2 separate regions of the Homo sapiens genome follow, and region 1 is linked to region 2. Evidence: read pairs that join two places in POLR2A ChIA-PET (ENCODE). Cell type or tissue: PC-9. All regions are shown on one strand.

Region 1 (5,000 bases), 100 kb before region 2:
GGGAGGAAATCAATATCTTTCAATAGACCAGTGCATTTCCTTTGACCTGTGAAGGAGGGCTGGGGAGAAGGGGAAATGAAAGGATTTGATAAATGAGACACATTTGCCAACAGATTCTTTTTTAAAAAAAAAAAGAAAAAAAAAAAGCACTTCTGACTGGTTGGGCTAATTCAGTTTGGTTGGAGTGGTGTGTATGTTAGCTCTGACATACTTTGGGAACATCTTTTAATGTTTCATTGCCTTTGCTTTCATAATTGTGTGCATTTAGGACCAAGAGCCTGGGTTTCTTCCTTCTGATTAGCAACAAGATTCCTCACAGCTTTAGGGGTCTAGGGAAAGAAAATAAAAAAAGCCCTGCATAGCCAGACCAGGACTGTATCCTTTCTGCTGCTCCTTCACACCTTTTCAAGCTTGGTGATTTCAGCTACTTCTCCAAATGTAATAATCTTTTAAACTGTCTACATTCAATCTGTTCCCAGGCAGGAGCTTAAACTACCCGCCCGCTCGCCCGCCCCCCGCTTTGGAAGTTTATCGGACAGATCTACAGAGGCTTTTCAGGGAGGATGTTTACAAAGGACTTTTAGTGTTGCCAAGAAAAGAGAGAGAAGGGGAATGATGGGATTTCTGTAGGGCAGTTTCAGAGGTAGTGAGATTTTAACATAAAAAGGACCTTTCTTTACCTCCTAACACGTCCAAAGGCAGATGGCAACAGGGGCCAACAGCGTCCTTGTGGGCGGGGTCCCTCCTAATCACTGGAGCCAGTGGAGTTTTCCTGTTACGTTAGAGTCTTGGGCTCACTTATTACAGCTGGAACCATCCCAGAGATGAGAGCCTGTAGCTCCACGCTGCCCCACTCCTCTGCTTCCTGTAGAGTCCCTTTCTCTCATGGGGAAGGGAAGGAGCTTCTTAAAACGTAATGCTGTGCTTCATAACACTCGTAGCTATAATACATAACTGCTGCAATAACCATGTAAGAAAAAATGTGTTTTCTTTGGGGAGGGGGAAATTCTAGAACATGCCAATCACCACATCTAATAAATCATGTGACGAAAGCACAGGGCATTTTGAATATAAGTTCGGTAATATCAGAATGATTTTGAAGTTGTGTGTCTGTTAAGGTGTTTACAACTCCGAAAGTCCTAATTGTAATAAATTTAAATGCATTTGGTATTTGGTTTATTAAGCTTGGATTCATTATGTGAGACATTTCCCCCCCGTATTCAAACATACATCAATACAGAGCTAGCTCTGGAGAACAACTTTACTTAACAAATCACTTTAGAAGCTTTTTTTTTTTAAACATCCCAGAAAAATACTGCTGCAGCCAGACTTGGGAAACAATTTTTTTTTCTGATAAGGATGACATCATTTTATCCTAGTAAAAGCTGAGTTTTCATCATCATAATTAAGCAGGAGAGAAATGATTCCCCGTGAACTGCATGACAAGCTGTGTAACTGTAGTTAATTTTAATGAACAAGCTCCATTTTTGAATTGTTAATCTCCATTTCTTTCATTTTAGTCAAGACTAAAACTTAATGAATTTCAACAATGAGTTTCCCCCTCCCCTTTCAATGAACTCTTACATTTCAAGTACCTTAGAGAGGAGAAAATGAATTTATCTCATTTTTTTGAAGCTGAAGTCTTCAATTGTAAGAAGAAAGACTCTTCATTCATGGCAGCGTCTCTGTGTGATGAAAAAGAAAAATCTAAAAGAGACCTTCTAAAGAAAGTCCACTGCAAAGTGAGTGGGAGGTAGAGCTGTGTGTTGGGAGGAAGGGGAAGAGGTTGACGTTCAGCCGGAAATTTCTACAGGGGTTCAATACATAGGGAAGCCTTCAAGTTATGTAATATATTAGCATGAAGAAATCCTGGGCACCAAGTTTTATATTTCATGGCACTGTTGTCAGCAGAACAAACACACACATTTTTTTTTTGTTTTAATAAACAATTTTTAGAGCAGTTTTAGTCTCACTGTATTGTGTGTGTTTTTTTTAAAGAAGAAAAAACATGTGTCTCAACACATTGCCAAGAAAGAGCTTCCAGAACAAAGAGCAGCAGTAAGATAATTATTGAATATCAAACAAAATCCTGGAGCAGGCTTAACTGACCAGGTTACTTCCACCCACCACTGGGTGGTAGCATGACTGAAACCTTCATTCCCAGGTAAATCCTCAAATCTCCCCCATTCTCCGCAGGTCACTGATGTCCCTGTTTGGGGTGTGTGTGTGTGTGTGTGTGTGTGTGTGTGTGTGTGTGTGAGTGTGAGTGTGTGTGTGTCTTTTGAATCACTAGAATGCTGTCCCGATTGAATGTGATCTGCAGCCATCATGACAGAAGGTATTGTTCTGACCTTTTCAATCAACAGTTTTCAATCTAGGGCACACAGAGGTGGCTTAGACGGAGGTCACCACAGGGCATGTGGCCTGAACTATGGTCCTAGGCTTGAGTTTTAGGACACCACAGGATATGCATAATCAGCAAAAGGAAATGAAATGAAAGTTTCCCTGTTAAACTTCAATCATGCACGTACGTCCTCTCCACAGCCCCACTGCAAAGGAAAAATTTAGGGTCGCCTGGTGTAGAGGGTCCCAACCTTCACTGCCTAGAACCCTTCTGGGCTACAAGTTTTAAAAGATCTTTGCCCACCAATAGGTTACTTTTATTAAATAATAATTCCATTTCTCATTTTTCATTAATCACAACTAGTCCCAACAGCAGCTACCTTTTATCGAAGGCTCACCGTAGACCTACCCCAACAGCACCCTGAGGTTCAGATTCTTGTCCTTACTTTACAGGTGAAAGCATCGAAGTTCACAGAGATCAAGTAGTTCCATCAAAGCCACTCTGCTAGGAAGCAGATGAGCACAGGCTTGACCCCAGATCTGTCTGCTGTCAAAACCCAGGCAATGAATCACAGTTCTATTTGGCCAGGCAGACCTTCTTGTTTGCATGAGGTAGTCCCCAGGGTTACCACACAGCCAAAAGCAAAGCAAGGAGGCATCTTCATCAGACTGTGCCACCCATATCCAGGCAAATGAAGGATTGCCATGAAGCTTTTTGAAATATTGAAAATTGCTCATAGACCCATTCTCTTTCTGTGGGTTCAGAGATAGATAATTGCTCGCTATAGCCCAGTCTCTCACTTACAAGACAAGGACACAGAGAACAGGGCTCCCAGCCCTCCTCCACCGTTAGAGACCCTTGGGAAAGGAGAAATCGTAGCTGGGCTTAGGGAAGACATTGCTCTATTCTTTACTTTTCTCCAATGCGAAATTACTTTCCCTGGAATTCTATTCCTCACTGCCTGAGAAGTAAAGGCTTCAGCCTCAACTAACAAATATCAGAGAATTATGTTTTTTTAAAAATGTCTTCGGTTGAATGATGTTACCAGTATGTGACCTGACGTCTCCAAGATTTTGGAGATCCCACATGCTGACCGCTTCTGGCCACTCCAAAACAATCTGGGAACAAAATCTGCCGGCCAAGCAATACAAAGAGCAAGCTGGGTCATCCGTCATCAGCAGACACCCTGACGCGTGCTCCCTCACACTGCAGAGGTGGGGGTGGCCTGGAAGAAGGGGTGCATTTCAACAGATCTTACTGGGATCGAAAACATAAATTAGTACTCAATCGGCTTTGAGATAAGTCCATTTTGAAAATAACATTTGAGAAGCACCGTGAACCCAGCTTCTCTCTTGGCTGAAAGGGCCCAGGAGCTCAAATTTCTGTTGACTGTGAAAGGCTGGGGGCTGCCCGGAGCCTATTTGTCTCTGTGCCCCCACGGTGCCTAATGTACAACTTGGCAGACTGCAGTATTAAGGAAATACTGGCTTTATTACTAAAAATAAAGCCCAGAAACTCCAGGGTTGGCAAGGCGGAGGGATGGGGGTTTGGGGAGGACACTGGGAGAACCCTCTTTCTGTATCTAGGATCCCCTTCTCCTGGGAGTCTTCTGAAGCCCACCACTCCCACCTTCATGGTGGTCTCAGGGAAGGGTGATACTTCCTCTTACAGGCTGGCTCCAGTGACCTTCCAGGTGCGGTCTGGAGCCTGCTGAGGGGAGGCAAGCATATTTAAAAAAAAAAAAGATTCCAGCAAGGAAATAAGAAGCCACAGAGGGAGGCGACTGAGAGACCCAGTGAATGTTGACAAGCTGGCTTTAAAATGGGGCTTACTTGTCATCCACCATGGGGCACCATGAACCTTGAGAAGCTGGCTTTAAAATGGGGCTTACTTGTCATCCACCGTGGGGCACCATGAACCTTGAGAAGCTGGCTTTAAAATGGGGCTTACAGATGATCCGCTGTGGGGCACCATGGGCCCTTTCACTGCCTCTGTGTGGAAGAGGACATATCTCACCCATATCCCCCAGCAGGGCTACCTTAGACCCCTACAGTTCTTCATGCCCGCTGGCCAAAGACACCCCTCACAAGTGATTCAGAAATTCTACAAACATGACAGTAAGCCTATATTTTTATAATACAGTTAGAAATGTTTTTTAAAAGGAAACAAGAAATAATATGCATGCTAATTGAATTATATTGCATTATTAAGACATGAGAAACCAATACCCTAGAAATCTATAACTCATTTTAGGGCTGACTTCAGAGCAAAAAGTTTATTCTCTCCATATACTTGAGAAGCGCCCTGGACTGCAATGCTACCCTCAGATAACTTTCTATTTGCAACCTGGAAAGGAAGCAACAAAACAAATGCAGATGTTTATCAGATGCAGAGGCTGATAAGATAGCAACTATCTCCCACTTCTACAATTTCAAAATGTCGTTAGTCAAAACAAACAACCTCCTGTTGAAATGTTAATAAATGTTATAAATTTGAACATACAAAATAAAGTTATGCCAGCTAAATATCACTTATATATATATATATTTATAGAGTTCCACATTAAACTTCATTTTTCCAAAAGACTTCTGTGTCTGAAAGTTCAAAAGCCCCTCTCTAGATTATTAAAGAGAGGTTGAGCCTTTTCACCTGTTCC
Region 2 (5,000 bases):
TTCTCCTCTCCCACCCACCCCTAAGGCCTCTCACTCCCTCAGGCTGATGGGTTCTGACTGAGACTTTTTTCTCTCTCCTTTTTTTTTTTTTTTTTTTTAGATGGGAGTCTTGCTCTGTTGCCCAGGCTGGAGTGCAGTGGTGTGATCTCGGCTCACTGCAACCTCCAACCCCCAGGTTCAAGGGATCTCTTGCCTCAGCCTCCCGAGTAGCTGGGATTACAAGCATGTGCCACCGTGACCAGCTGATTTTTGTATTTTTAGTAGAGATGGGGTTTCGCCATGTTGGCCAGGCTGATCTCGAACTCCTGACCTCAGGTGATCCACCCACCTCGGCCTTCCACCGCACCCAGCCCTGACTGGGACTGTTAACAGCTTTACCCAAACAGGGACCGAAGGAGAGGCTGACAGTGTTATTCAGGAGCACAGATGCACCAGGTAAGAGGGAGGAAAGCTGCACCTTGGCTTCTGCTACGTGCCAGCCACTGAGCTAAGTTCTGGCATGCATTTCATGTCCTTTCATCAGTCTATAATGGGAGAGAGTCAGTCCCCTAAAAATGCAGCAGGCCCCATTCAGTACATCTTCACTGGCTACTATGCATTCTGCAGGGTTGAGTAAACTATGGGTCCTGCCTTCCAGGAAAGTTAAGGACATAAAGTTTGGAATCACCCAAACCTGCCTGGGTGTGAATCCAGACTCCTACAATTAGTGTTTACGTGACCTTGGGCAAGTGATTCTTGTCCCCCGAGCCTCAGTTTTCTCATCTATGAAATGGGCATCATCATAATCTCATCTCATTGAGTTCTTGAAAGATTCTCTGTTTTCTCATCTATGAAATGGGCATAATGTTCTCATCTCATTGAGTTCTTGAAAGATTTGTGTAAGTAACAAGCTTAGCATGGTGCCGGGCACAAAGTGAACACTCTTCAACAAGTCTGGGCTGTTTCTTGTTGAATTAATGAGTCTAGGATACACGTTCAGTCCTAAGGTAGCACCTGGGAGTAGGAAAGCATTTGGGAAGGCCGCCCCACTACTTCCGTCAACCCTGAGAAGCCTTCTGATCCTCACATAGGATAAAACGCAGCTCTTCCTTTCTCATGTTGGAAATCTCCAGTGACCTGACCTTGGAGGCATCCCACACGCCCTCAGTCCCCCGGCGGGCCCTGCCACCACCCCTCAGCGTTGCCGGATGTGCGGCTGAGGTCCAAGGTTTGGAGAGTTTCCGGGACTGGCCGGGTCACCCTGCGGCTCGGCCGTGTCTGGCAGCCCCACCCTTCCTGGCAGCCAGGCCCTCTGAAATTCCGCCAGCACCGGGGGACGAAGAAGGTCTTGCTAGGATGGGGGAGGGCGGGAAGACGGGGAGCACGAGCCGGCTTTGCCCTCCCATCCAGCCACGCGGAGAATCCATCCCTGGCGGTGCCGACTGCTCCTGCTAGTGGGGAAGGAAGCTCCTCCCGGCACCAGGACCGAGCGCCTCCACCAGGCCTGCTAGAGGATCACACCTCCATCTCACCATAGAGCCCCCCACAGCCGAAAAAGCCCTCCCACATCCAGTTCCCCCAGACACTTGGTGGCTTTTCAGGAGACACGGTTCTAACACCCATTTCACAGAGAAGAGCACTGAGTCCGTCTCTGGCCGTGAGGCTATGGCAGGGCTGGGACTGGAAGCAGGGCCTTTCATTTGACTTCTTGTAGGTTTCTTCCGGGGCACCACTTTGTTTTTGTTTTTGTTTTTGTTTTTTGTTTTGTTTTGTTGAGATGGAGCTTCACTCTTGTGGCCCAGGCTGGAGTGCAGTGGTGCCATCTCGGCTCACTGCAAGCTCCACCTCCGGGGTTCAAGCGATTCTCCTGCCTCAGACTCCCGAGTAGCTGGGATTACAGGCGCCCGCCACCACGCCCGGCTCTTTTTTTTTTTTTTGTATTTTTAGTGAGACGGGGTTTCACTATGTTAGCCAGGGTGGTGTCGAGCTCCTGACATCAGATGATCCACCCACCTCGGCCTCCCAAAGTGCTGGGATTACAGGTGTGAGCCACCGTGCCGTGCCCAGGGCACCACTTTGAAAACTGGCATAGAGGAAGAAATGGCCACCTTCTCACCCATTGCCCACCCCTTTCCGCCTCCACCCCTCACACAAGCCTGACACCACCTTGACAAGAGGACTGCTTCATTTCATTGCCCTGGGTCGCTAGAGCCTAGTGCCCCAGGGTGTGTTGACTGGCTCGCTCCTTTCCTGCCGGATCATCCTGCTTCTTCAAGCTCCACCCATCTCAGGATCAGCCTTCCCTTCCAACCGCAGGCCTGACCCCACTGCTCTACAGGAGGAAAAGGCGCTCTGCGCTTTGTGGCCGGATCCGGGGTTCAGCAAGTCTCATCCTGGAGCTACCTCCATCAGAGTCAAGCTGTGCAGAGGCCCGGGGCAGCTCAGATGCTTGGGTGGGGGTGGCGAGGCACGGCTCCTGCCCTGTCAACAGAACCCGCAGAGGTCTTCAGGCTGCCCCCTTGAGAGCAGACTCTGTCACCCCTGCCCTGGCAAAGACCAATTGGAGAGAAGCCATTTTGGAGCCAGTCACTCATTAAGGAGGGGGAGGTGACCCTTGCCCTGCCTTCTTCCCTGAAAACAAAGTCCTTCCTTTGAGCTCTCCAGAGGCTGGCCTCCTGCACTGAATGCAGCCACAAGCAGCCCCCAGGGAGCCCCAGGTCCTGGGGACAGGCCCCAGAGGCCTGGCTTGGAGACCCTGGCTTGGAGGCTCTCCCAGGCCTTGGAGCCTGCTCTCTTCCCTGGGATAGAGGGGAGGGCCTGCCACCCGCCACCCGCCTCCTGGATCCTGTCATGGGACAGAGCTGGGCCTGAGCTCAAGGACAGAACAGGCAGACAGTGATCTGTGTTTTCTGGGAAGACAGCCAGTCCTCGTGCCCTCAGGCTTCCGGGCACTGAGGAGTATGGCCGAGCAGTCACCCGCCGCCCTGGCTCAGCCCCCTCCAGGCCCAGGCTGGGTGGGCACACCCCGTCCCTGGTATCCAGGCCAGAGAGCTGCAGCAGGAGGGGCCATCACGCTGCTCTCTCTCCCTCGCCTGTGGCTTCATAAACTAAACAGTACAGCATCAAGGGGAGCGGGCATGCAGGCTGAGCTCTGAGCCGTGCCAGCCTGTGCCCCAGGACACACAGAGGCATCGTTTGGTGGGTGCACCCTGAGCATGTCTCATCCTTTCCCCCTCAACGAGGCTGAGCTGCTCAAGGGCATGGGAAAAGCACTAATTTGGCCTCAAAACAGCATTGGGTTCCAGTTCCTGGGCAGTGCTGCCATCCACCCGTGGGACCATGGCGAGTCATTTCATCCCCTGAGCCTGTTTTTTCAGCTGCGCCGTGGGGCAGTAACCTCCGCTGTGCCCCTTCCTAGTTGCTCAGTCTTATGGTGTCAGGCAGCTGTGAGAGTACCGAAGCCATGATACTCCCACGAGAACTTCTCCCTACTTTTTTTTTTTTCTTTTTTTTGAGACGGAGTCTCACTTTGTCTCCCAGGCTGGAGTGCAATGGTGTGATCTTGGCTCACTGCAACCTCCCCCTCCCAAGTTCAAATGATTCTCCTGCCTCAGCCTCCCGAGTAGCTAGGATTACAGGCACCCGCCACCATGCCCGGCTAATTTTTTGTATTTTTGTAGAGACAGGGTTTCAACATGTTGGCCAGGCTGGTCTCGAACTCCTAACCTCAGGTATCTGCCCGCCTCGGCCTCCTAAAGTGCTGGGATTACAGGCATGAGCCACCACGCCCAGCCTCTCCCTACTAGGGTTTCATAAAATCTTATTGACCTGGTTTCATAATTCAATTTCACATATGAGGAGAAATGAAGGCCAGGGAGGGTGTAAGTCACTGGCCCGCAGATTGGAGCTGTCCTCAGGCATCCCTGGAGGCCCAACGAGCAGCCCGGCCAGGCCCGTTGTGGTTGACAGAGTTGGTGTCTGCCCACCCGAGGGCAGGACAAGTGGATGACCCCGAGCAGAGCCCCAGTAGGGAGCTGTAGGGGGCCTGGAGCTCACCTCTCATTCTCTTACTTAATGGAGAGAACTGCCCACCGCTCAGAGGAAGCGAGGCACTCTCCTGTCCCGCTCTCCCTGTGGGCTACTCAGAGCAAACCGAGGGAACCATGTTTCTAGGAAAGTAAATGGAGCTTGGATAGAATGGGGAAGGGGGTCAAAACCAGGTGCAGGAGAACCGTGTCAGGTGGTTCAACCCTGATGGTGAGAACTATCTTCCAATAGCCAAGGGCAGTCCTACAAGAAGGGATTGGACTCTATCTGACCCCAAAGGGTCTGATGAGGGCCCTAGAGCAAACGTCTATGGAGGGCAGATTTTGACTGCTATAGGAACTTTCCAACAGAGGACGGACTGATCCTTGGCCGGCACACCTCCGGTCACTAGAAGTGTCCGTGCTAGATTGGACACACATGGTTGTGGGGAGGTGATTCTGGAAAGGAGATCACGAGTTAAGGATATCAGAGGATCCTCCCACTTCCTGGAGATTCCAGGCTTCTCTGTTCACCGCGGGCTGTGAGGTTATCCCTGGTATTAATTAGCAAGTGCTGCCTAAGAGGGTTATTTAGAACATAAGTGCTTGGCCAGAGCGTCTGCTGGTGCCGCCCCAAGCGCTACACATCTTGTACACATTATCGACATGTAGGAGCGGCCTGGGCGTCCATCAGGACAGGCAGTTTAATGGGTTATACATGGTTCTGTTCCCACGTAACTTTCTGCGTATGCAAAAAAAAAAAAAAAAAGCATCTCTTTACCCTCGCTAAGAGCCCACGGGGGCGCCTCACACTTACTGCCACGAAGTAAGCATGTGACCTTTGCAGTGCCAGGAAAAACAAGTCCGAGCAAGAAAACAACCCACCCTGAAATGCGGTGGGCCGACTGCTTAGGGCTGGGTGGTCCCCCAGCTGCCACACACGAGTTTGATGCGTGGCGTTCACCGGCCAAAATCCACACCCTAGCCACCCGAGGC

Evidence for each region. ChIA-PET counts read pairs that join two places held together with the same protein. Peaks named below come from ENCODE experiments on the same cell type or tissue, not always from the same donor. Only the 100,000 strongest peaks of a DNase experiment are listed, where the experiment ranks them.
Region 1: POLR2A ChIA-PET joins it to region 2 with 7 read pairs; 4 of 35 experiments call an interaction of 5 or more read pairs at or near these places.

Annotation. Positions count from the first base shown.
Region 1 is chr3:194,166,281-194,171,280 of GRCh38, forward strand. No RefSeq gene overlaps it. Among named protein-coding and RNA genes, the nearest start is that of HES1, 33 kb to the left of the region's middle. In PC-9, CTCF peaks have their summits at 2,208 and 2,423; no DNase peak of the experiment used is centred here.
Region 2 is chr3:194,268,499-194,273,498 of GRCh38, forward strand. No RefSeq gene overlaps it. Among named protein-coding and RNA genes, the nearest start is that of LINC02048, 5.7 kb to the right of the region's middle. RefSeq lists an enhancer at 2,548-3,479. In PC-9, CTCF peaks have their summits at 1,509 and 1,708; DNase peaks (open chromatin) are centred at 1,313, 2,293 and 2,883; H3K4me3 peaks cover 1,382 bases; H3K27ac peaks cover 3,773 bases.